Linked DNA regions of Homo sapiens: regions 2 and 3 are each linked to region 1. A link is an interaction called in ENCODE POLR2A ChIA-PET data of the cell type or tissue named here. Cell type or tissue: OCI-LY7. All regions are shown on one strand.

Region 1 (8,000 bases):
GAGAAGGAAGAATTTGAAAAAGCCAGTATGGATGTGGTAAGGTTCTAATTATTTTATTCTCACTTGCTAACGATGTATAACATTTTGAGCCTGCTTAGGAGTAAGAGAAAATATTTGGAATATATTTTTCTTTTTTTTTCTTTTTTTTTGAGACGGAGTCTCGGTCTGTCACACAGGCTGGAGTGCAGTGGCACCATCTTGGCTCACTGCAACCTCTGCCTCCGGGTTCAAGCTTTAATGTTTAATGTTGTTACATTTTGAAACTTCCAGATGAGTTAGTGTTACTTATAAATGGACTTAGTTAGGAAAATGAAGCTTTATGCTATAAAAATAGATATTTGGACTAATTAATGTGGTTCTCAAAATTGTTACTTACAGAATAGCCAAATACTATTCTTTAACGCTGTATGATCTCATAAAGTGATATATTAATGGATTCAAGGAGCTTGAGAAAGGTTGTGAAATGTGTGGTTTCCTGGCCTTCTTTCTTTCCCTTTTTATATAATTTTTTATATGACAGAATAATTAAAAGATTTAGAATGTTAGAGCTGAGAAGAAACTTTGCTATTGTCTGTTATTGTGGTTTCCAGCTTAGAACTTTTTTCTCAGACGGAGTGTTGCTCCTTGTCGCCCAGGCTGGAGTGCACTGGCACGATCTTGGCTCACTGCAACCTCCGCCTCCCGGGTTCAAGTGATTCTCCTGCCACAGCCTCCGAAGTAGCTGGGATTACAGGTGCCCGCCACCACTCCCGGCTAATTTTTGTATTTCTAGTAGAGATGGGGTTTTGCCATGTTGGCCAGGCTGGTCATGAACTCCTGATCTCAAGTGATCCGCCTGCCTCGGCTTCCCAAAGTGCTAGGATTATAGGCATGAGTCACCACGCCAGGCCAGGACTTTTTTATTCAAATAAAATGTTACAGAGAAGCGCAAACAAGACATGTAAAATCTGACCTGTTTTGGTCCAAATGGAGAGTGAGGCCTTAAGCCATGTGATCTTGCCACCACTCTTGGAGCCTCAGAGAACACAGTTGGAAGGTCAGTGATCTTGTTCAAGCTGCACACTTTACAAGTGAGGGAACTGGCCCGGAGAGAGAGACATGATTTACCAGTGGTCATATGGCACAGGTAGTCTAGGATTGTTAATTTTCGTCCTAGTGCTTTTCCTCCTTGTACTACCTGTTAAGTTACGTTTGATATAACACTCTTTAGGAGAATCCTGATTATTCTGAAGAAATCCTTAAGGGCGAGTTGGCATGGATCATCTACAAAAATTCTGTAAGCATAATTAAAGGTAGGTATCTTTTGAACATTATTTTTGGTAGGAAAGTGAAACATTCTTTTCTTAATGAAGATCTTTAGCTAGTTTTGAAATTTTCCATTAGAATGTGTATAAAACTCTGTAGGAATAGTGTCCTGTTTCTTTCAGAAAATACTTATTTTTCCTAGGCTATAATTGAACATTTCAGTAACTTATTTATTTTTTGAGATGGAGTCTTGATCTGTTGCCCAGGCTGGAGTGCATTGGCGTGATCTCGGCTCACCACAACCTCTGCTTCCTGGGTTCAAGTGATTCTCCTGCCTCAGCCTCCCAAGTAGCTGGGACTATAGGTGTGTGCCACCCTGCCCAGCTAATTTTTGTATTTTTAGTAGAGACGTAGTTTCACTATGTTGGCTAGGCTGGTCTCGTACTCCTGACCTTGTGACCTGCCCGCCTTGGCCTCCCAAAGTGTTGGGATTACAGGCGTGAGCCACCATGCCTGGCATAAGTCTCTTTTTAAAATTTATATTCTACTCCCATTTTTTTCCCTTAAATTTTAATAGGTTTGGGCCGGGTATGGTGGCTCATGCCTGTAATCCCAGCACTTTGGGAGGCCAAGGCAGGTGGATCACCTGAGGTCAGGAGTTTGCGACCAGCCTGGCCCACATGGTGAAACCCCATTTCTACTAAAAATACAAAAATTAGCTGGGTGTGGTGGTGGGCGCCTGTAATCCCAGCTACTTGGGAGGCCGAGGCAGGAGAATTGCTTGAACCCGGGAGGTGGAGGTTGCAGTGAGCTGAGAGCGCCTGGGCAACAGAGCGAGACTTCATCTCAAAAAAATAAAAATGTCAATAGGTTTTTGGGGAACAGGTTTAGTGGTGATGTCTGAGATTTTGGTGCACCCATCAACGAGCAGTGTATACTGTACCCAGCGTGTACTCATTTATCCTTCCATGTTTTTTTTTTGAGACAGGGTCTTACTCTGTCACCCACGCAGGAGTGCAGTGGTACAATTATGGCTCACTGTAGCCTCGACTTCATGGGCTCAGGTGATTCTCCCATTTCAGCCTCCTGAGTAGCTGGGCATGGACCTCTATGCCTGGCTAGTTTTTGTACTTGTAGTAGAGATGAGGTTTCACCATGTTGTCCGGGCTAGTCTTGAACTCCTGAGCTCAAGTGATCCTCCTGCCTTGGCCTCCCAAAGTGATGGCATAACTGGTGTGAGCCATTGCACCAATCCTCAGTAAGTTCTCATGGAGTAATTAAATCGTGGGGAGTTGAAAATTAGTTCTTTTTTTATGAATACTCCAAAGATTAACAATAGCTTTGCTTGAGTAGGGGGACACTGGGGTGAGGGGACTATGGGATGACTTTTCTTCTATTTTATTCTATTTCTCATTTCAAAAAACAAGAAGATTAACTCCAGTACATGAAAAGAATGCTACTTTTAAAGTAAAGTGATTCTTATTGGCAATAAACTTCCCCTCCCCTGCTTTTTAAATTTAGGTGCAGAATTTCACGTGTCACTGCTTTCGATTGCACAGCTATTTGACTTTGCCAAAGATCTACAAAAAGAGATTTATGATGAGTAAGTAAAGTTAGTAGAAAGGTGAATATATCTATTTCTGATCTTGAGATTAAGGGTTTGAGGTTGGATATTTAGTAGAAGAGAAAGAAGATACCACACTAAATCCCTGGAATAAAAGCTAATATTGGCCGGGTGCAGTGGCTCACACCTGTAATCCCAGCACTTTGGGAGACTGAGGTGGGTGGATCACCAGAGGTCAGGAGTTTGAGACCAGCTTGACCAACATGGTGAAACCCCGTCTCTACTAAAAATACAAAATTAGTTGGGCGTGGTAGTGCATGCCTGTAATCCCAGCTACTTGGGAGGCTGAGCCAGGAGACTCGCTTGAACCTGGGAGGCGGAGGTTGCAGTGAGCCAAGATCCCACAATTGCACTCCAGCCTGGGTGACAAGCAAAACTCCATCTCAAAAAAAAAAAAAAATTAATATCATATTACGTTAAAAAAAAATTTCCTGGCCCAGTGTAGTAGCTCACACTTTGGGATCCCAGTACTTTGGGAGGCCAAGGCAGGTGGATCCCTTGAGCTCAGGGGTTTGAGACCACCCTAGGCAACACGGTGAAACCCTGTCTCTACAAAAAATAAGCTAGGTGTGGTGGTGCATGCCTGTGGTCCTACCTACTCTGGAGGCTGAGGTGGGAAGATCACCTGAGTCTGGGAGGTTGAGGCTGGAGTGAACTGTGATCCTGCCACTCCACTCCTGTCTGGGTCACAGAGTGAGACCGTGTCTCAGAAAAAAAGTATCTTCCTGATTGAGTTCTTTGATTCACTTACTGGGGGAAATAGTTTATTCAATAAAAAAAAAAAATCTAGCCAGGCACGGTGGCTTAAGCCTGTAATCCCGGCACTTTGGGAGGCCGAGATGCATGGATCACCTGAGGTCGAGAGTTTGAGACCAGCCTGACCAACATGGAGAAACCACGTTTCTACTAAAAATACAAAATTAGTCGGGCGTGGTGGCGCATACCTGTAATCCCAGCTACTCGGGAGGCTGAGGCAGGAGAATCACTTGAAGCCGGGAGGTGGAGGTTGCAGTGAGCCAAGATTGTGCCATTGCACTCCAGCCTGGGAAACAAGAGCAAAATTCCATCTCAAAAAAAAAAAAAAAATCTAAAGCTTATATAAAATTCTAAATTCTATTTTCCTGGCATTTATCCATAAAATGAGAGTTATACTCATATGTTTATAGTTGAGTGCTGGTAATTTTATTCTTTTTATTTCTTTATTATATTTTTATTTATTTATGTTTTTAATTATAGAGATGAGGTCTCACTATGTTGCCCAGGTTGATCTTGAATTCCTGAGCTCAAGTGATCCTCCTGCCTTAGCCTCCCAAAGTGCAAGGATTACAGGTGTGAGCCATTACACCTGGCTGGTAATTTTATTCTTTAATGTCTGATTATATGGTTTAACAATTATTTGTAAGCTTCGGCAACATGGCGAGACCTGTTTTTACAAAAAATAACAATAAAATTAGTTGGGTATGGTGACATGTGCCTGTAGTCCCAGCTACTTGCGGGGCTGAGGTGGGAGGATCCCTTGAGCCTGTGAGGTTGAGGCTGCCGTGAGCTGTTATTGCATCACTGCACCCCAGCCTGGGTGACAGAGTGAGACCCTGTCTCAAAAAAAGAAAAAAAAAATATTTTTAGCCTACCTTGTGGGTACTTCCGTTTTTTGGTAACACCTCTTCCTTTGACAGGAGGGGAAATGGAACTTGAATCAATCTGTTGTTTGGATATCTTCAGGGTTTTGAGAGAGGAGTAGGTTGTGCTTTTTCTCTATTATTTAGAAAATGAAGAACCCTGGGCTGGGTGTGGTGGCTTACGCCTGTAATCTCAGCACTTCGGGAGGCCGAGGTGGGCGGATCACTTGAGGTCAAGAGATTGAGATCATCCTGGCCAACATGGTGAAACCCCGTCTCTACTAAAAATAGAAAAATCAGCTTGGTGTGATGGCATGCACCTGTAATCCCAGCTACTCAGGAGGCTGAGGCAGGAGAATCGCTTGAACCTGGAAGGTGGAGGTTGCAGTGAGCTGAGATCGTCCCACTGCACTCCATCCTGGTGACAGAGAAGACTCTGTCTCCAAAAAAAAAAAACAGATGCAGTGGCTCATGCCTGTAATCCCAGCACTTGGGAAGGCCGAGGCGGGCGGATCACCTGAGGTCAGGAGTTTGAGACCAGTCTGGCCAACATGGTGAAACCCCGCCTCTACTAAAAATACAAAAATTAGCTGGGTGTGGTGTCACATGCCTGTAATCCCAGGTACTCCGGAGGCTGAGGCAGGAGAATCGCTTGAACCCAGGAGGCGGAGGTTATAGTGAGTTGAGATCGTGCCACTGCACTTCAGCTTGGGCAACAAGAGAGAAACTCTGTCTTAAAACACACACACAAACACACACACACACACAAACGAAAATGAAGAGCTCAGCTATAATAAAGTTCTTTAGGCTGGGCACAGGGGCTGTAATCCCAACACTTTGGGATGGACTATTGCTTGAGCACCCAGGAGTTGGAGACCATCCTGGGCAACATGGCAAAACTCTGTACAATAAAACTACCAAAATTAGCTGGGTATGGTGGCATGCACTTGTAGTACCAGCTACATGGGAGGCTGAGGTGGGAGGATCACCTGAGCCTGGGAGGTGGAGGCTGCAGTGAGCCATGATGGCACCACTGCACTCCAGCCTGGGTGACAGACCCTATCTCAAAAACAAAAAAAAGTTCTTCAGGTCTCTTGGAGTCTTGTGTTGTCACAGATAACTGCTGATTTGACTTTGAGAGCTAACTTGAAAGTTAACATTTGTGAATGATACCTGAAATATTCTGAAACTCAATAAATGTGGGACAGCTCTGGCCAGGTGCAGTGGCTCACACTGTAATCCCACCCAGCACTTTGGGAGCCCAAGGCAGGAGGATCACTTGAGGTCAAGAGTTTGAGACCAGTCTGGCCAACATGGTGAAAACTCATCTCTCCCAAAGAAATACAAAAATTAGCTGGGCGTGGTGGTATGCGTCTGTAATTCCAGCTACTTGGAAGGCTGAGGCAGGAGAATTGCTTGAATCCAGGAGATGGGGGTTGCAGCGAACTGAGATTGTGCCACTGCACTCCAGCCTTGGTGGCAATGAGATTCTGGCTCAAAAAAAAAAAAAAAAAAAGTGAAAAAGTGGGACAATTCTGATCCATTGACAAAATTTCTACAGTTAGTGAACATATTCTGGAGAGCCTGTTGGGAAATATATTTTTTTTTTTTTTGAGACAGAGTCTCGCTCTGTCGCCCATGCTGGAGTGATGCGATCTCGACTCACTGCAACTTCTGCCTCCTGGGTTCAAGCAATTCTCCTGTCTCAGCCTCTCTAGTAGCTGGGACTACAGTCACATGCCATCATGCCTGGCTTATTTTTGTATTTTTAGTAGAGATGGGGTTTCACCATATTGGTCAGGCTGGTCTCGAACTCCCGACCTCAGGTGATCCACCCACCTCAGACTCCCAAAGTGCTGGTCTCCCAGTGGCGTGAGCCACCGGGCCCGGCCTGGGAAATAGTTTTTATGGTACTGCAGTTGTTACAGGGATGTCCTGTGTAGATTTTTTAAGCACAGGTAACTGTTTCTCTGATATTCTGAGTCAGTTTCTTGTTGTGGGATTGATAACAGTAAATTGTATTTTTCAGCCTTCAGGCTCTACACACAGATGATCCTCTCACTTGGGATTATGTGGCAAGGCGAGAATTAGAGATTGAGTCACAGACAGAAGAGCAGCCTACAACGAAACAAGCCAAAGCAGTGGAGGTCGGCCGGAAGGAGGAGAGGTGCTGTGCTGTGTATGAAGAGGCAGTGAAGACTCTGCCAACAGGTGAACTTCACCAAACCATGGTGTGATATAGAAGGAATAGTATCCCTGATTGTGAAACTTAAGCTCCTGTTCCCATTGCCAAAATCAATATTGGGGATGTCTCTGTAACATAGTTTACGATGAGCCTGGCCTTTTTTTTTTTTTTTTATTGGGAGGCAGAGTCTTGTTCTGTCACCCTGGCTGGAGTTCAGTGGCTCGATTTCGGCTCACTGCAACCTCCACCTCCCGGGTTCAAGCAATTCTCCTGCCTCAGCCTCCCAAATAGCTGGGACTACGGGTGCCCGCCACCATGCCCAGCTAATTTTTTTGTATTTTAGTAGAGACGGGGTTTCACTGTGTTGCCCAGACTGGTCTCGAACTCCTGAGCTCAGGCGATCTACTTGCCTTGGTCTCCCAAAGTGCTAGGGTTACAGGATTACAGGCGTGAGCCACCGTGCCTGGGTTTTTTTTGTTTTTTGTTTTTTTTTGAGACAGAGTCTCACTCTGTTGCCCAGGCTGGAGTGCAATGGTGTGATCTCGGCTCACTGCAGCCTCCACCTCCCAGGTTCAAGCGATTGTCCTGCCTCATCCTCCCGAGTAGCTGGGATTACAGGCGTGTGCCACGATGCCTGGCTAATTTTTGTATTTTTAGTACAGACGGAGTTTCACCATGTTGGCCAGGCTGGTCTTGAACTCCTGACCTCAGGTGGTTTGCTCACTTTGGCCTCCTAAAGTGCTGGGATTACACGCATGAGCCACCGCATTTGGCCGTGCCTGGCTTTCTAACTTGGTCTTGGCTTTCTAACTTTTATGACCTTCCTCCATAGTAGTGGTATTTATGTTCATCTATTTTGGGGGAAGCTTAGGAAATAATTTCTAAGATTCTTCAATTATTATTTCTTAATTATCTATGTTTTTTTTTGAGACAGGATCCTGCTGTGTCACCCAGGCTGGAGTGCAGTGGCGCAATTTCAGCTCACTCCAACCTCTGCCTCCTGGGTTGAAGCAATCCTCCCGCCTCAACCCCCTGAGTAGCTGGGTCTACAGGCGCATGCCTCCACGCCAGGCCAATTTTAATGTATTTTTTGTAGAGATGGAGTTTTGCCATGTTGCCCAGGCTGGTCTTGAACTGCTAGAATCAAGTGATCTGCATGCCTCGGCCTCCCAACTTGCTAGGATTACCGACATCCTTAATTATCTTTTTGAGACAGAGTCTCACGCTGTTGCCCAGGCTGGAGTACAGTGACACGATCTCGGGTTACTACAACCTCTTCCTCCCAGGTTTAAGCAATTCTCCTGCCTCAGCCTCCCGAGTAGCTGGG
Region 2 (8,000 bases), 100 kb before region 1:
GCACCACTGCACTCCAGCCAGGGTGAGAGAGAGAAACCCTGTCTCAAAAAAAAAAGTAAAATAAAAATGATAGAACACTGCAACTTGGGCCTTAAACTCAGCAGAAAGTTAACTCTATTTGTAAATGTTTTTTCCTCTTAAAAACTGGCTGGGCGCGATGGCTCATGCCTGTAATCCCAGTACTTTGGGAGGCCGAGATGGGTGGATCTCCTGACATCAGTAGTTTGAGACAAGCCTGGCCAACATGATGAAACCCTGTCTCTACTAAAAATACAAAAATTAGCCAGGCCTAGTGGTTGTGTGCCTGTAATGTCAGCTACTCGGGAGGCTGAGGCAGGAGAATTGCTTCAAACCGGGAGGCGGAGGTTGTGCTGAGCCGAGATCACGTCACCGCACTGCAGCCTGGGCGCGGTGGCTCACACCTGTAATTCTCAGCACTTTGGGAGGCCCAGGTGAGCAGAGCACGACGTCAGGAGGTCCAGACCATCCTGGCTAACACGGTGAAACCCCATCTCTACTAAAAATACAAAAAAAGTTAGTCTGGGCCTGGTGGGTCACGCCTGTAATCTCAGCACTTTGGGAGGCCGAGGCAGGCAGACCATGAGGTCAGGAGATTGAGACTATCCTGGCTAACACGGTGAAACCCCATCTCTACTAAAAATCCAAAAAAAAAAAAAAAAAAAAAAAAATTAGCCGGGCATGGTGGCCGGCGCCTGTAGTCCCAGCTACTCGGGAGGCTGAGGCAGGAAATTGGCATGAACCCAGGAGGTGGAGCTTGCAGTGAGCTGAGATCGCACCACTGCACTCCAGCCTGGGCGAGACTCCATCTCAAAAAAGAAAACAACAAACAAAACAAACAAACAGAAAAACTTATATGTGAGTTATAAAAAACATAGTTCCTGGGCTGGGCACAGTGGCTCGTGCCTGTAATCCCAGCACTTTGGGAGGCCAAGGCGGGCGGATCACAAGGTCAGGAGATCGAGACCATCCTGGCTAACAAGGTGAAACCCCGTCTCTACTAAAAATACAAAAAAAAAAAAAAAAATTAGCTGGTCGTGGTGGCAGGCGCCTGTAATGCCAGCTACTCAGGAGGCTGAGGCAGGAGAATGGCATGAACCAGGGAGGCAGAGCGTGCAGTGAGCCGAGATTAAGCCACTGCACTCCAGTCTGGGCAACAGAGTGAGACTTCGTCTCAAAAAACAAAAAAACAAAAAAAACAAAAAAAAACAACTTAGTTCCAAAGCTCTTTGTAGTTGTGATTCCAAAATCTTAAAAGCTAATCTGAAAACCAATAGTTTTCTTGTAAGTTTCTGGCAAATTTGTTTAGTGGAAAAACTTGCTCTAACTTACCATGAGGACCCCACTTCAAGATGTTATATATGATATCTATACTATGTACCATATCACGCTTCAATTTTTTTTTTCAATTCAAATTTCTAGGCACACTTGGCACAAAGGTTCTGGATAAAGAATTTTTACTACTACTTCAACACAAGACTTTACACTTAATATAGGAGAACCTTAATTTACCATGATTCATAACCTACCCAATAAGCCAGATAATATTCTGAAAGGCTAATCACATAGAGGCCAGCAGAGGTGGCTCTCACCTGTAATCCCAGCACTTTGAGAGACTGAGGCGGGCAGATCATGAGGTCAGAAGATGGAGACCATCCTGGCTAACATGGTGAAACCTCGTCTCTACTTTTTTAATTTATTGACTTACTTTTATTTATTTTTTTTGAGATGGAGTATTGCTCTGTCTCCCAGGCTGGAGTGCAGTGGTGCAATCTCGGCTGCAACCTCCACCTTCTGGGTTCACGCCATTCTCATGCCTCAGCCTCCCAAGTAGCTGGGACTACAGGTGCCCGCCACCACACCTGGCTAAATTTTTTTGTATTTTTAGTAGGGACGGTGTTTCACCGTGTTAGCCAGGATGATCTCCATCTCCTGACCTTGTGATCCGCCCGCCTCGGTCTCCCAAATGCTGAGATTACAGGTGTTGAGCCACTGCGCTCGGCCAACCCTGTCTCTACTAAAACTACAAAAAATTAGCCAGGTGTGGTGGCATGCGCCTGTAGTCACAGCTACTCGGGAGGCTGAGTCAGGAGAATCATCTGAACCCACAAGGCAGAGGTTGCAGTGAGCCGAAATCACGCTACTGCACTCCTGCCTGGGCAACAGAGCAAGACTCCATCTCAAAAAAAAAAAAAGAAGAATCACATAAAGCAAAACACAAATGAATTAATCTAAAGCACAAGACCTAACTCTGCAAACCATTATTTTATTATTTTGATTGCAATGTTTTCTTACCAATAGTTTGAGTAGGTTTAACTGAACCAGGCTTGTTTTCCTGATGGAGACTCTCTGAATTTCTAGTGGCAAGAGGTTTGGCAATAGGAGCCGTAGATTTATCATTGGTCTCTCCTGTCCAACGAAGAGTGAACTGCAACGTAGGTCCCTGAGAAAATGTTTCGAATGGAGGCAGCCTCTAAAAAATAAAAAACATGCAAAGACTGGAGACTCAGATAATGAATTCAAATAAATTGTAGAAATTAAAAAAAATTCATTATAAGTCAATGTGGATTTGCCTTAATAGATTTGTCTTGAAAATCCAAATGCTGACTGAGACGGCTAGGCAAACAAAGTAAAAGTATGGACCAGACACTGTAGAACTTGAACTGGAGAGCACAGGCTGTCTAAAAGAGGCGACCACTGATCAGCAACAGGTGAATTGTTGCCATGTGAAAACACTCGTCCAACACAGACAGATTTTCAGATTTTTCCAAATAGGTCAGAAATCAAAGTTATCATGGGAAAATTTCCCATTTAGGTTGTTGCTAACCAGTTCAAATGTCTTTTTTTTTTTTTGAGATGGAGTTTCACTCTTGTCGCCCAGGCTAGTGTGCAACTGGCATGGTCTCAGCTCACTGCAACCTCCCCCTCCCAGGTTCAAGCAATTCTCCTGTCTCAGCCTCCCAAGTAGCTGGGATTACAGGCACCTGCCGTCACGCCCAGCTAATTTTTTGTGTGTGTGTTTTTAGTAGAGACGGGGTTTCATCATCTTGGCCAGGCTGGTCTTGAACTCCTGACCTCAGGTGATTTGCCTGCCTCGGCCTCCCAAAGTGCTGGGGTTACAGGCATGAGCCACCACGCCTGGCCTTGAAATGTCTTAAAAATAAAATTGTGGTACCCAAAGCCCACCAGCATGCAACCTTTGCTCTTAGGTGACCAATTACTTTTTTTTTTGTAAATTGAACAGCTTTTCAATTAGTAATTTTCTTTGACTTCTCTCAGTTTCACTGACAATGACTGCCAGTGCTTCCCTTCTTTGATTTTACAACACTGAGCTATTGAAAATAGCTAACTTTTAGCCATCTGACCGAATCACTCAACCATCCTCAAGAATTTACCTATTAAGCTGATGATCCCAAATTGGTTCTGCATTCTTATCCTTACACTTGAACTGTAAACTCGTATCTCCAATTGCCTCTTGGACACTGCCAGTTGATCTCAATGTCACCTTGAACTAAAACATGTTTAGAAGTGTATCCAGTATCTTTTCTTCTAAAACACTTTCCTTCTCACGTTATTTTTGTTCTTGTCATTATCATTCTACTAGTGACCCTAAGCTAAAAATTTTGGAATTATATTTGACTCCTATCCTTTCGTTTCTCATGCAATTACCAAGTCCTTTTTAAAATGTTTATCATTTCTTCCTTGTCCTTCAAGGATCACAAAAAAACAAAAAAACAAAAAAACCTTTGTTATAGATCAGTATTGCCTTACTACTAGAGTATCTCAGTTGTTCTACTTGCTTCTGATTTTTACTTTCCTATTCAAATATAGGAGAGATCAAGTAGTCTTCAATGAGCTTCAATTTATTTTACTGCCACAGAGGCCTAAACTCCTTCTATATCATTATTACAAAGTAATCCTCTTAAAACTATTTAGATTAGAGGACCGGGCGCAATGGCACACGCCTGTAATCCCAGCACTTTGGGAGGCCGAGGAGGGCAGATCGTGAGGTCAGGAGTTCGAGACCATCCTGGACAACATGGTGAAACCCCGTCTCTACTAAAATACAAAAAATTAGCTGGGCATGGTGGCTGGCGCCTGTAATCCCAGCTACTTGGGAGGCTGAGGCAGGAGAATCGCTTGAACTCGAAAGGCAGAGGTTGCAGTGAGCCGAAATTGCACCATTGCACTCCAGCCTGGAGACAGAGCAAGACTCCATCTCAAAAAACAAAACAAAACAAAACAAAAAACTACTTAGACTAGAATGTAGTAAAAGTGTGTTCAGAGACTAGTTTGGACACAGCAGTCCACAGGAATTTATCTTATAAAATACTTGATACAGGTTCAAGTATAATCACTATTAACATTTTTGACAAGATTAAAAAAAATCAAATAACCCAATTATCTATTAGACCAGCACTGGTTTAGTCAATTAAGGAACCCAAACAAAACAAAACAAAACAAAAAATCTCAGAACTTTTAAAAAGAAGTAAATCTATATGCTCTGACTTAAAAGGATGCCCATTTTACAGGGTTAAGAGCTTCCAGATAGGCCGGGCACAGTAGCTCACACCTGTAATCCCAGCACTTTGGGATGCCGAAGTGGGTGGAAAACCTTAGGTCAGGAGTTTGAGACCAGCCAAGACAACATGGTGAAACCCCCAGGCCTGGTGGCGCATGCCAGTAATCTCAACTATTCAGGAGGCTGAGGCAAGAGAATTGCTTGAACCCAGGAGGCAGAGGTTGCAGTGAACTGAGACCGCGCCATTGCACTCCACCTCTGGGTGACAGAGCGAGACTCCATCTCAACAGAAACAAACAAAAAAAGGCCAGGCCGGGCACGGTCGCTCATGCCTGTAATCCCAGTACTTTGGGAGGCCGAGGCGGGTGGATCACAAGGTCAGGAGTTCGAGACCAGCCTGGCCAACATGGTGAAACTCCATCTCTACTAAAAATATGAAAATCAGCTGGGCATGGTGGTGCACACCTGTGATCGCAGCTACTCAGGAGGCTGAGGCTGGAGAATCGCTTGAACCCGGGAGGCGGAGGTTGCAGTGAGCCAAGATCATGCCACTGTACTCCAGCCTGGGTGACAGAGTGAAACTCCATCTCAAAAACAAAACAAACAAAAAAAAAACAAAAACAAAACCAACAACAACAAAAACTCTTCATATATATAATCCTTATAGTCTCATGAATAAAAACATACTTTAAAACAAGAAATTTAAAATGAAAAAGATCATAAAGATAAATCCATGCAGAAAACCCAAACAGTATAGATAAAAATTATTTGAAATCTCATCACCTGGAGTTAACCACTATTATAAATTTTAGAAACAGGGAAAATATATATATATATATGTATACAGTTATGTAAAAATTTAATATGGAAATCTTGTAAACTATCATCCTTTTTAATAGCTTTTTAGATTTAACATGTTTCTAATGTTTCATTATTTAAAAAATGCTGAGAAAACCTGTTACCTACATCTTTTGTTAACAAGTTACTACACTGTGACAAAAATATAAAATTTGAATTGTTAAAGACTATATATACAATTTTAACTTTATATATATTGCCAGTCTGCCCTATAGTAAGACTGTATCAACCTTTTTTTTTTTTTTTTTTTTTTTGAGACAGAGTCTTGCTCTGTTTCCCCGGATAAAGTGAAGTGGCAAAATCTCAGCTCACTGAAACCTCTGCCTCCCAGGTTCAAGTAATACTCCTAAACCTCCCAAGTACCCAAGTAGCTGGGACTACAAGCACCTGCCACCATGCCTGGCTAATTTTTGTGTTTTTGGTAGAGATGTGGTTTGACATGTTGGCCAGGCTGGTGTCAAATTCATAACCTCAGGTGATCCACCCGCCTTGGCTTCCCAAAGTGCTGGGATTACAGGCATGAGCCACTGAGCCCGGCCCCAACTTACTGTTACATCAAAATATTATTTGAGAGTATATGTGTCCTCACGTCCCTAAAACACTAGAAACTGTCAAACTTTTAATCTTTGTCGAACTCTCAAAAGTATCTCTGCATTTGCATGCCTTTGAGTACTAATAAGGTTGAGTACTGCTTTAAAAGTCTGCTGGCCATCTATATTTGTTTTTTTAAGAACTGCGTGAGAGTCCTTGACACATATTTCTTATTAGACTGCGTATCTTTTTCTTGTTTTATAATTCACAATATTATGTATTCATATTAGCATTTTGTGTTACAGATACTTCCCCCATTCCATAATTTGTTTGTAACTTTAGATATTTTGCAGTATAAAAATGACTAATTTTAACCCGACAATTTTTACTTTATGCTTTCTTACTTTTCAATCATCCTTAGAAAGGTCTTCCTCACTGCAGTATATTAACATTCACCTATTTTTTTTCCATGCTTATGAATGTTCATTTTTACATGTTTATGAGCCTTGCAGAATGTATTAGGTCTAAGATTATTTCCAGATGACTGGAGAAGAGTTGTCACAATTAATGAACAGTTTCTCTTTCTCACATAGCTATACCACCACCTTTATCATGAACTAAATTTCAAATATACATCAAACTATTTCAGGACTATGCCTGAATGATATGCTTGAATGATATGCTTGTCTATTCCTATGCTTATACCATAGGGTTTAAGTTCTCTTAACTTTATGGTATGTACTACTGTATATCGTATATCATACTAAAACTGGTAAGTAAAAATTCTCAAAATATTTTTCTAAAATTTCCCTTAGTATTACTAAATACTTATCCTTCTAGATTGACTTGGAACTAATTTTAAGGCTTAAAAAAATCCTTATGAGATTTTGCATTGGATGGTAACACTGATCTAACATATTTAGAAATAAAAGACATCGTTACAGTTTTGAATCTACCTATTTAAGAAATGCATGGATTCCTCTTTATCTCTTAAAAGAGTTATCTTAAGTACGCTTAATCTAAATTCTGCAGATTTCTTGATAAATGTATTACTAGTCATCCCTTATTACCTGCCATTACAATGAATAGAATTTAAAATAGCCGTTAACATTTATTGAGCACTTATTGTATGCCAGGCACTGTACTAAATATTTTATTATTTCATCTAATCCATCAATTCTATGTCTCATGTTACAGGAGAAGAAACTGAGACATGGATAAGTAACTTGCCAAACGCCACATAGCTAGGAGCAGACATTTGAATCAGGCAGTCTGGCTCTCAAAGTATGATGCCTTCCGTGTGGCCGGGTGCAGTGGCTCATGCCTGTAATCCCAGCGCTTTGGGAGGCCAAGGTGGGCAGATCACAAGGTCAGGAGTTCCAGACTAGCCTGGCCAACATGGTCAAACCCCGTCTCTACTGAAAATAAAAAAAAATTAGCCAGGCGTGGTGGCACGCAGAATCACAGAATCACAGCTACTTGGGAGGCTGAGACAGGAGAATCGCTTGAACCCGGGAGGTGGAGGTTGCAGTGAGCCGAGACCATGCCACTGCACTCCAGCCTGGGCAACAGAGCAAGACTCCCCCTCAAAAAAAAAAAAAAAAAAAGAATGATACCTTCCGTTAAATGCTCTGACTAGATCATTTACTTGTGTTTTTTAAAGTATAAAAAACAAAGGACTCTACTTCCAACATGAATTAGCATTTGGGGAAGAAAACATCAGTCAAAAATGGGAGTTCATAACTATAACGTGCTCAACCTTCTAAGTAGTCCATACCTTCCCATCAAGAATAGTCTCCCATGTTGCTCTTTTCTTGCTTATTGGACATTCTTCCATTTCCTGCATGGCTACTTCATATTCCCCATCTAAAAGCTGTAAGCGCCTGTTAGACAAACACATATACTTTAAAGTAACCTGTGTTATTACTATAAGTACACAAATTCTACATCTTTAGATTTATACTAAAACCATTTATTAAATTTATAAACTAGCTTACATACCCAACAAGATTTTAAAAATACAGCTACACTCCAGTCCTGATGAAAGCAATTTTAATGATGTACACTAAAA
Region 3 (8,000 bases), 220 kb before region 1:
TTGAACTGGGGAAATAGCCAGTGTAAATTTGGAGGAAAATTCAAACTCCATAGCTGACTTGAAAAATGTCCGCATTGACCGGGCATGGTGGCTCATGCCTGTAATCTCAGCATTTTGGGAGGCTGAGGCAGGCAGATCATGAGGTCAGGAGATTGAGACCATCCTGGCTAACATGGTGAAACCCTGTCTCTACTAAAAATACAAAAAAATCAGTTGGGCATGGTAGCGCACACCTCTAGTCCCAGCTACTTGGGAGGTTGAGGCAGGAGAATTGCTTGAACCCAGGAGGCAGAGGTTGCAGTGAGCTGAGATCGTGCCACTGCACTCCAGCCTGGTGACAGAGTGAGACTCTGTCTCAAAAAAAACAAAAAAAAAAACAAAAACAAAAAAAGAAAAGAAAAATGTCAGCATCCAGGGACTGTATCCACCCGGATGATACCCCATTGGGAGGGGGCAGCATCAGCACCGTGCCTGCAGAGGCTTAGGTGTACTTGTGTTTATGTTGATAGTTTATGGCTGTCTGGAGCATAGGCCAGCTCCAGCCCCACTCCCTGAACATCACCAAATTCCAAGCAGTGTGTCTCCGTGAATCTGCTGCTGCTGCTTTTTTTTTTTTTTTTTTTTTTTTTTTAGACAGAGGGAGTTTCTCTCTGTTGCTCAGGCTGGAGTGCAGTGATGTGATCTCAACTCACTGCAATTTCCGTCTCCCAGGCTCAAGTGATTCTCCTGCCTCAGCCTCCTAAGTAGCTGGAATTACAGGCATGCACCACCACACCCAGCTGATTTTTGTATTCTTAGTAGAGATGGGGTTTCATCACATTGGCCAGGCTGGCCTCAAACTCCTGACTTCAGGTGATCTGCCCGCCTTGGCCTCCCAAACTGCTGGGATTACAGGCACGAGCCACCACGCCCAGCTGTGAATCTGCTTCTATGCTGGCTGTGTTTTCCTGGTCACAGCAGCCTCAGGCTCAGTGAAAGTTCACTTGCTGTAATTATTCAGGTTTCATTGGTTCTCCCTTATCCCCCTGCAAAGACCCACTCTCCCTCTAAGTACTGATGGCAGCCTCCAGAGGGTATCTCAAATGTGCTCTTAAACTAGTCCTTTCAGCCACCACGTGGTGTCCTCTGAGCAGGACCGCCTGATCTTCTGGGCACCCCTCGCCCAACATGACCACTGCCTCTAGGCATCGCCTCCCAGGCTGGACACCAGGGGCCAGAGTTGTTCACTGCTCCCTTCACACTCCACAAAGGCCTTCCTGAAGCAGAGCTGTTCGTATTTCCACAAAAACACCTTCCCCACCTCCCCCTACCAAAAAAAAAAAAAAAAAAGAAATCACCCTTCCCCACCTCCCCCACCAAAAAAAAAATCACCCTTCCCACCTCCCCCCAACCAAAAAAAAAAAAAAAAAGAAATCACGCTCCCCAAAAAGAAAGAAAGAAAGAAATCACCCTTCCCTTTTTCACGTGTGGCTTCCATTCTCCTTATGCCCCTGGTGTGAGTCCCAGAGGCTGAGTGATGGCTGCCACACTGAACTCAAGAGTCCCTCCTCCCCTACATCTCTACATCTCTGAAGCTTCACTTGGACCCAGCTTGTCATACCCAACCCTATTCCATTAAGAGAGGTGTCTCCCAGGAGGCCACTGAGGCAGTAGACCCAGGCAAGTCTGTCCTGTCATGTTGCAAGCAGCTCCTGATGTGGCTTGACCCCAGGGGCTAAACAAGGATACACAGCTTCATCTAGAGTAGAATGAACCCCAATTCAATAGCCTCATGGAGACCGGGGACAGACCAGGCAGCAGAATGGAGGTGCAAAGCCTCCTAGGGCTCGAGGACTGGAAAGCGGATTCCCTGGGGAAGACACATGGAGCTAGGGAATGGCAGAAGCTGAGGATCAAGCACCTCATACACCCAGACTCCACATGTGGAAACCGCTGTTCAAACTAACGATACCAGGTTGACTGTGTCAGCCCCTGAAGGAAAGCTGGCATAAATAGAGCCTGGAAAACCAGGCTTATCTTTGCCCAGTAGGCAAGGTAAATATTTAGTCCCAGCCCTGGAATCGTGCCTGGTAGTTCCATTCTTTGCTATCAGTTTTCCTTTTATTCACTCATCCTGCAAACATTTGCCACCTGCCCTCCCTCTATGTGGCCAACCTTGGCCTGGGCACTTCGATGCTCTGATGGCTAAGACGTGATCCCCTATTCTTTTCCTCAGGGAGTCTTGCTGGGGGAACAGACAGGGGGCAGAGATCAGGTCAGGCCTCACAGGCTGGGTCTTGGCTGGCACATAGACTTCACAAGAGGAAGCAAGACTACAGGGAGCAGCCAGGGAGAGTGCTCCAGGGCTAGGGTCAGCACCCGTCCCAGCCTCCCTGACTGGCCTGGTGATTTCTGCACCCATGCTTCCCTGTAAGCGTGGACGTAGAAACACAGAACAAGAAACACTTTGAGGCCAGCAGCACTCAGTATAAGGGAAGCAGCAAGGACTGCTGGGTTTGCAGATCTGGGTTCAATTCCCCATTGCATCATTCATTCACTGGCAAGGGACAAGTTGCTTTACCTCTCAAGTTTCTTCAGAAAAGCAGTAGAATGTAGCAATTGTAAGTGGGCGGACTCATGTATCAGACTTTCTGGGTTCAAATCTCAGCTCTATCTGTTTTTTGGGGGTTTTGTTTTCGTTTTTGAGATGGGGGTCCTGCTTTGTCACCCAGGCTGGAGTACATTGGCACGATCTCAGTTCACTGCAACCTCCACCTCCCAGATTTAAGCAATTCTCCTGCCTCAGCCCCCTGAGTAGCTGGGACTACAGGCACACACCATCATGCCTGGCTAATTTTTGTATTTTTAGTAGAGACAGGGTTTCGCCATGTGGCCAGGCTGGTCTCACTCCTGACCTCAGGTGATCTGCCCGCCTCGGCCTCCTAAAGTGCCGGGATTACAGGCGTGAGCCACCGTGCCCAGCGGTAGTCATCTAACTTTCTAAGAACACATTGTGGCCTAAAGCTCAATGCTCTCTTTGTTGTTCTCCATTACTACAAAAGGTTTAACTAATTTTTAAACATACATTACATGCTGAATTATACTTAAATAGAACATGCTCATTGTAGGAAATGCCAAAAATATGAAATGGAAATCAACTACAATTCTACTATGCTAATTGGTTATTTTTCAACGATAAAAGCTGATCCAGTTGGTTATTTAGAGGAAGAGAATTTAAGTAGCTCAATGACCCAGGCACAGTTTTTGCATGGTACTTTACTTAATTCTCCAATACGTAGTGTTCTATCACATGAAAATTCATAATGAAATTTTCCAATTGCCCTATATTAACATTTTTAGTTTTTTACATTGCCCCAAATCAGACCACTTAACACTTTTGATTATCCATTCCTGTTTTGATTTTGTTCTTTAATTATGATTATACTGTATATATAATTTTATACACAGACAAGCTTGCCCTTGAAAATATTTATTCTTCTGATTGTTTTTTGTTTTTTTTTTTCTATTTTTATTTTTTACTCTGGGAAACATTTCTAATTCAACATACTTTATAAAATCATATCTCACATTGCCTTTTAGGGGACTAAAGATTGTTATCTGTTATTGTACCAAAACACGAGAGAGCAAAAAGGGATTTGTCTATTTTAATGCCATGATTCATAAAAGGAAATGAAGGGGGGGAGTAAGCTGGCTGAAATTAATAAAATTTCCTATGATTTGATATATATGGAGGAAAGAGTAAGACCGTGATTGTGTTATTGCAATTACTGATCCTAACTCCTGAACACTAAAACCTTTCTAATAAAAAAATTACACATTTTTCTAAACAGATCTAATAGAGAAATACTTCCAACTACCAGATATGAATAAATATAATTCACAGTAACTAAGAATGCTTTTTTCTGCAGATGAAGTATATTTGTGCCCAACACTATTTATATGTGAGAGCCTATCATTCTCCAAAAATATGCACGAATTCACAGGAATATTGATGCAGAATATGTGAGAACAAGCTTGGATGCAGCTATCTGGGTGTCTTAATTAAATATAAACATTCTATTTTTAAGCAAATGGAGAATGGGGAAAATTAATAGGATTATATGTATGGCAGATAATGTATGCAGAAGAGCAGAACTCAGAACCAGGCACTTAAAAGTGTACTTGCAGAATCTTACCTAACAATTTTATCTAAGTTAAAACTTAAAAGGCACTGCAGTTGGCCCTCTGTGGCCAAAGGTTCCGCATCCTTGGATTCAATCAACCTCAGATTGAAAATACAGTATTCTCAAGATGCAGAACTCTTGGATGTGGAATGCCAACTTTTCATATCAGCAGGTTCCATAGGGCTGACTGCAGGATTTGGGCATCCACAGATTTTGCTATCTGCAGAGGGCTCAGGAAGCAATCCCTGAGAATACTGAGGGATGGCTATATTAGAAAACACAGGTGGTATTTATTAAACATGCACAGAATACATCTAGCAGGATGAAAAAATAGCAATAATGATTGCCTCTGGAGAAAGGAGGTCAGATTGGAGATTATGAAGGAGAGAGATTCATTTTTCACAGCATACCTTTTTATACTATTTAAACTTTTAAGGTATGTATGTTTTTAAAACTTAAATAAAAAGAAAAGCAGAGTTGAGTAACAAAATAAATAAGGTGACATTGAATTATAACCTAATAAATAACCAGTTATAACCCAATGAATATAAAATAAATATCCATGAATATATACTCATAGAAATAAATGTCTGAAAAAATAAACGAATAAACAAATCTCCTGTGCAGAAAAAATCCAAATAATTTATGTAGATATTGCCCCTTCAGGAAGGTAGAACATAACTCCCCACCCACTAAGTGTGGCTGTTTACAGTGACTTACAGTATTGGGGGTTTGAGGAGATGGGGGAGGATGTAGGGAAACCTGACAAACACTGCCTCACCCAGAGGACCAAGGTTAACATCATCAGTGATAAGTCACGACGACAGCATGCACTCTTGATAAGACGAGAACTGCACATCACCTCTGTGGTCTTCCTCCCCAAAATGCAAAAACCTAGGCTAACCATGAGAAAAACCCATAAGGAGGGCTTTCTACAACATACCTAACCAGTACTCCTCCAAACTGTCAAGGCCATCAAAAACAAGGAAAGTCTGAGAAACCGACAGTCTAGAGGAAAACATGATGACTAAATATCATGTGGTATAGGATCATGAGGCAGAAAAAAGACATCAGGTAAAAACTAAGGAAATCTGAGTAAAGTATGGACTTGAGTTAATAACAGTGTGTCAACACTGGCCCATTAGTTGTAACAAATATCCCACACTAATCTAAGATGTTAATAACTGGGGCAACCAAGTACAGGATATACGGAAACCCTCTACTATCTTTGCAACTTTTGTACAAATCTAAAATTATTCTAAAATTTAAAGTTTTATTTTTTTAAAAAGGCAAAAAGTTCAAAAAATATTATTTCTTAAAAGCTGGAATGCCAAAAAAGTTTAAAAAGATACTTGAATTAAAGAAAAAAACTAACATTTTGGGGAATATTAGTAATGACCCAAGGCAGAAATAAAACACTAAAATGTATAGCATCCCTAATTTATGTGGGAATGAACAAGGTTCTCTTCGGAAAATGAAATATGGAGAACTAAAGTAAAATATACACACAGCCATACACTGCACAATGTTTCAGTCCACGAGGAACCACATACATGACGGTGATCCCATAAGATTTTATGTAGTACCTTTTTAAATGTTTAGATATGGTTAGATACACAAATACCTACCGTTGTGCTACAGCTGATCACGGGATTCAGTACAGTCACAGGACATACAGGTTTGCAGCCTAGCAGCAATAGGCTATGCCATATAACCTAGGTGTATAGGAAACCATACCATCTAGGTTTGTATAAGTGTACTCTATGATGTTCACACAATTGGGACATCGCCAAATGACACATTTTTCAGAATGTATCCCCATCATTAAACAATGCATGACTGTACTTGAAAATTTTAATCTATTTTTGGCCAGACACGATGGCTCAAGCCTGTAATCCCAGCACTTTGGGAGGCCAAGGCGGTTGGATCACGAGGTCAGGAGATCGAGACCATCCTGGCTAACTTGGTGAAACCCCGTTTCTACTAAAAATACAAAAATTTAGCCGGGCGTGGTGGCGGTGGGCACCTGTAGTCCCAGCTTCTCGGGAGGCTGAGGCAGGAGAATGGCGTGAACCTGGGAGGCAGAGGTTGCAGTGAGCCAAGATTGTGCCACTGCGCTCCAGCCTGGGCGACAGAGCGAGACTCCAAATCAAAAAAAAAAAAAAGAAAGAAAAGAAAATTTTAATCTATTTTTAAATTTTGCAGTGATTTCATACCAACAGTTTAGCTCAGACTTAACAAAAATAAAATGAGAAAATGCCCCTCTTGCCATTAGCTGTTGCCAGAAAGGATTTGATACTGCCCCGAGCCTTATCGGTCAGGTCTTCAGTTATGTCCATGTGTCGGTGGATTTCTTCATGCATTTCTTCCAGAATTTTGCAGAGTTCTGCTTCCCAATAATCTTTGTCTAGACAGTCAATTAATTCTGCAAGCTGAACCTTTGCACTGTAGTACCAAATTTTATTTTCATTTTCATTTTCTGTATCTTCTTCTCTTTAAAAATGGGGGGAAATACATTATATGTTAGACATAATGCCACTTATCTGACAGCTGCATCTACCCAGTGAAAAGTTAAAACAAAGCTTATGCACTAAAACTCAATATATGTGCTCACAAGAGATCCCTGCAGGTCTTACTCAAACTTGATTTACTCTGAGAAAGGACATCTAAAAAACTTGATACAGAGAAAGATGACCTCAAAATTCAGAGCCACATGAGAGTACTTTGTGGAAGCCAGTTTCAGCTACATCTCAATCAACTTTAAGATCATCAATGTAACAATATGATGAGCCGAATGTATTTAGAATTATTTTATTTTAATTATTTATTGAGACGGAGTTTTGCTCTTGTCACCCAGGCTGGAGTGCAGTGGCGCGATCTCGGCTCGCCGCAACCTCCATCTCCCGGGTTCAAGCGATTCTCCTGCCTCAGCCTCCTGAGTTGCTGAGATTACAGGCATGCGCCACCACACCTGGCTAATTTTTTGTGTTTTTAATAGAGACGGGGTTTCTCCATGTTGGTCAGGCTGGTCTTGAACTCCTGACCTCAGGCGATCCACCCACTTTAGCCTCCCAAAGTGCTGGGATTACAGGCGTGAGCCACCGTGCCTGGCCCGCTTCACCCTCTTTACAGCAGCCTGTCACTCTCCCGATCTCAGTGATGATGCTCTAAGTGGTTAAGAATTGATTCTGGAGCCAGGCTGCCTGGGTTTGAACCCAGGTCTGTTTATTAGCTTGGTGATCCAGAGCAAGTTATTCTGCTCTGTGACTCAATTTCCTCCTTTTAAACTGGGGATTATGCTAGTTACCATTTCATAGGATTGTTGTGAAATTTAGGTGAGTGAATATATGGAACACTTCATCAGTGCCTAGCATATGTAGGAGTGTTGGCTGTTAACATGATTACTCTGTCCTTTAGTTATGTCCAGAACTCCTCTTTGTCCCTGGCTTTTTATATGTAGCACTCATTTTGTGACAAACCCAGGACCAAGTATGCTATTGTCCGCAGAACATGAAGATGATAGGAGGGAAGAAAGAGAATAGGCATAAAAAGGGCGGTGTATATAATTAATTCCTGAAAGATAATGCATACCATCGGTGCTAGAATTTACCAGAATCTGTGGTCCTTGAGGTGTGGAGATCAGGGAAAGCTACATGGATAAGCTAAAAGTTTACTTGGGTCTTAAAGAGTACACAATGAGGTATGGAAAGCCATTGAAAGTTTCCAAGCAAGAGAGATTAAATGATTAAAACAGGAAGATTATTTTATTTTATTTTGTTTTTTTTTGCTTTATGTTCAAGTATAGACATGCAAAGGATTATTTTAGAATCCATACGT

Evidence for each region. Peaks named below come from ENCODE experiments on the same cell type or tissue, not always from the same donor. Only the 100,000 strongest peaks of a DNase experiment are listed, where the experiment ranks them.
Region 2: POLR2A ChIA-PET joins it to region 1 with 13 read pairs; 3 of 35 experiments call an interaction of 5 or more read pairs at or near these places.
Region 3: POLR2A ChIA-PET joins it to region 1 with 15 read pairs; 2 of 35 experiments call an interaction of 5 or more read pairs at or near these places.

The regions. Positions count from the first base shown.
Region 1 is chr17:31,879,272-31,887,271 of GRCh38, reverse strand. UTP6 (UTP6 small subunit processome component) reads left to right here. Exons shown (of 19, transcript NM_018428.3): 8 at 1-36; 9 at 1,211-1,292; 10 at 2,767-2,848; 11 at 6,518-6,699. Among named protein-coding and RNA genes, the nearest start is that of UTP6, 18 kb to the left of the region's middle. In OCI-LY7, no CTCF peak of the experiment used is centred here; a DNase peak (open chromatin) is centred at 4,481; H3K4me3 peaks cover 828 bases; H3K27ac peaks cover 3,504 bases.
Region 2 is chr17:31,982,811-31,990,810 of GRCh38, reverse strand. It overlaps SUZ12 (SUZ12 polycomb repressive complex 2 subunit), which reads right to left. Exons shown (of 16, transcript NM_015355.4): 9 at 7,707-7,812; 10 at 2,314-2,491. Among named protein-coding and RNA genes, the nearest start is that of LRRC37B, 21 kb to the left of the region's middle. In OCI-LY7, no CTCF peak of the experiment used is centred here; no DNase peak of the experiment used is centred here.
Region 3 is chr17:32,095,499-32,103,498 of GRCh38, reverse strand. VILMIR (virus inducible lncRNA modulator of interferon response) reads right to left here. Exons shown (of 3, transcript NR_199605.1): 3 at 3,238-6,656. Among named protein-coding and RNA genes, the nearest start is that of VILMIR, 16 kb to the right of the region's middle. RefSeq lists an enhancer at 1,706-2,511. In OCI-LY7, no CTCF peak of the experiment used is centred here; no DNase peak of the experiment used is centred here.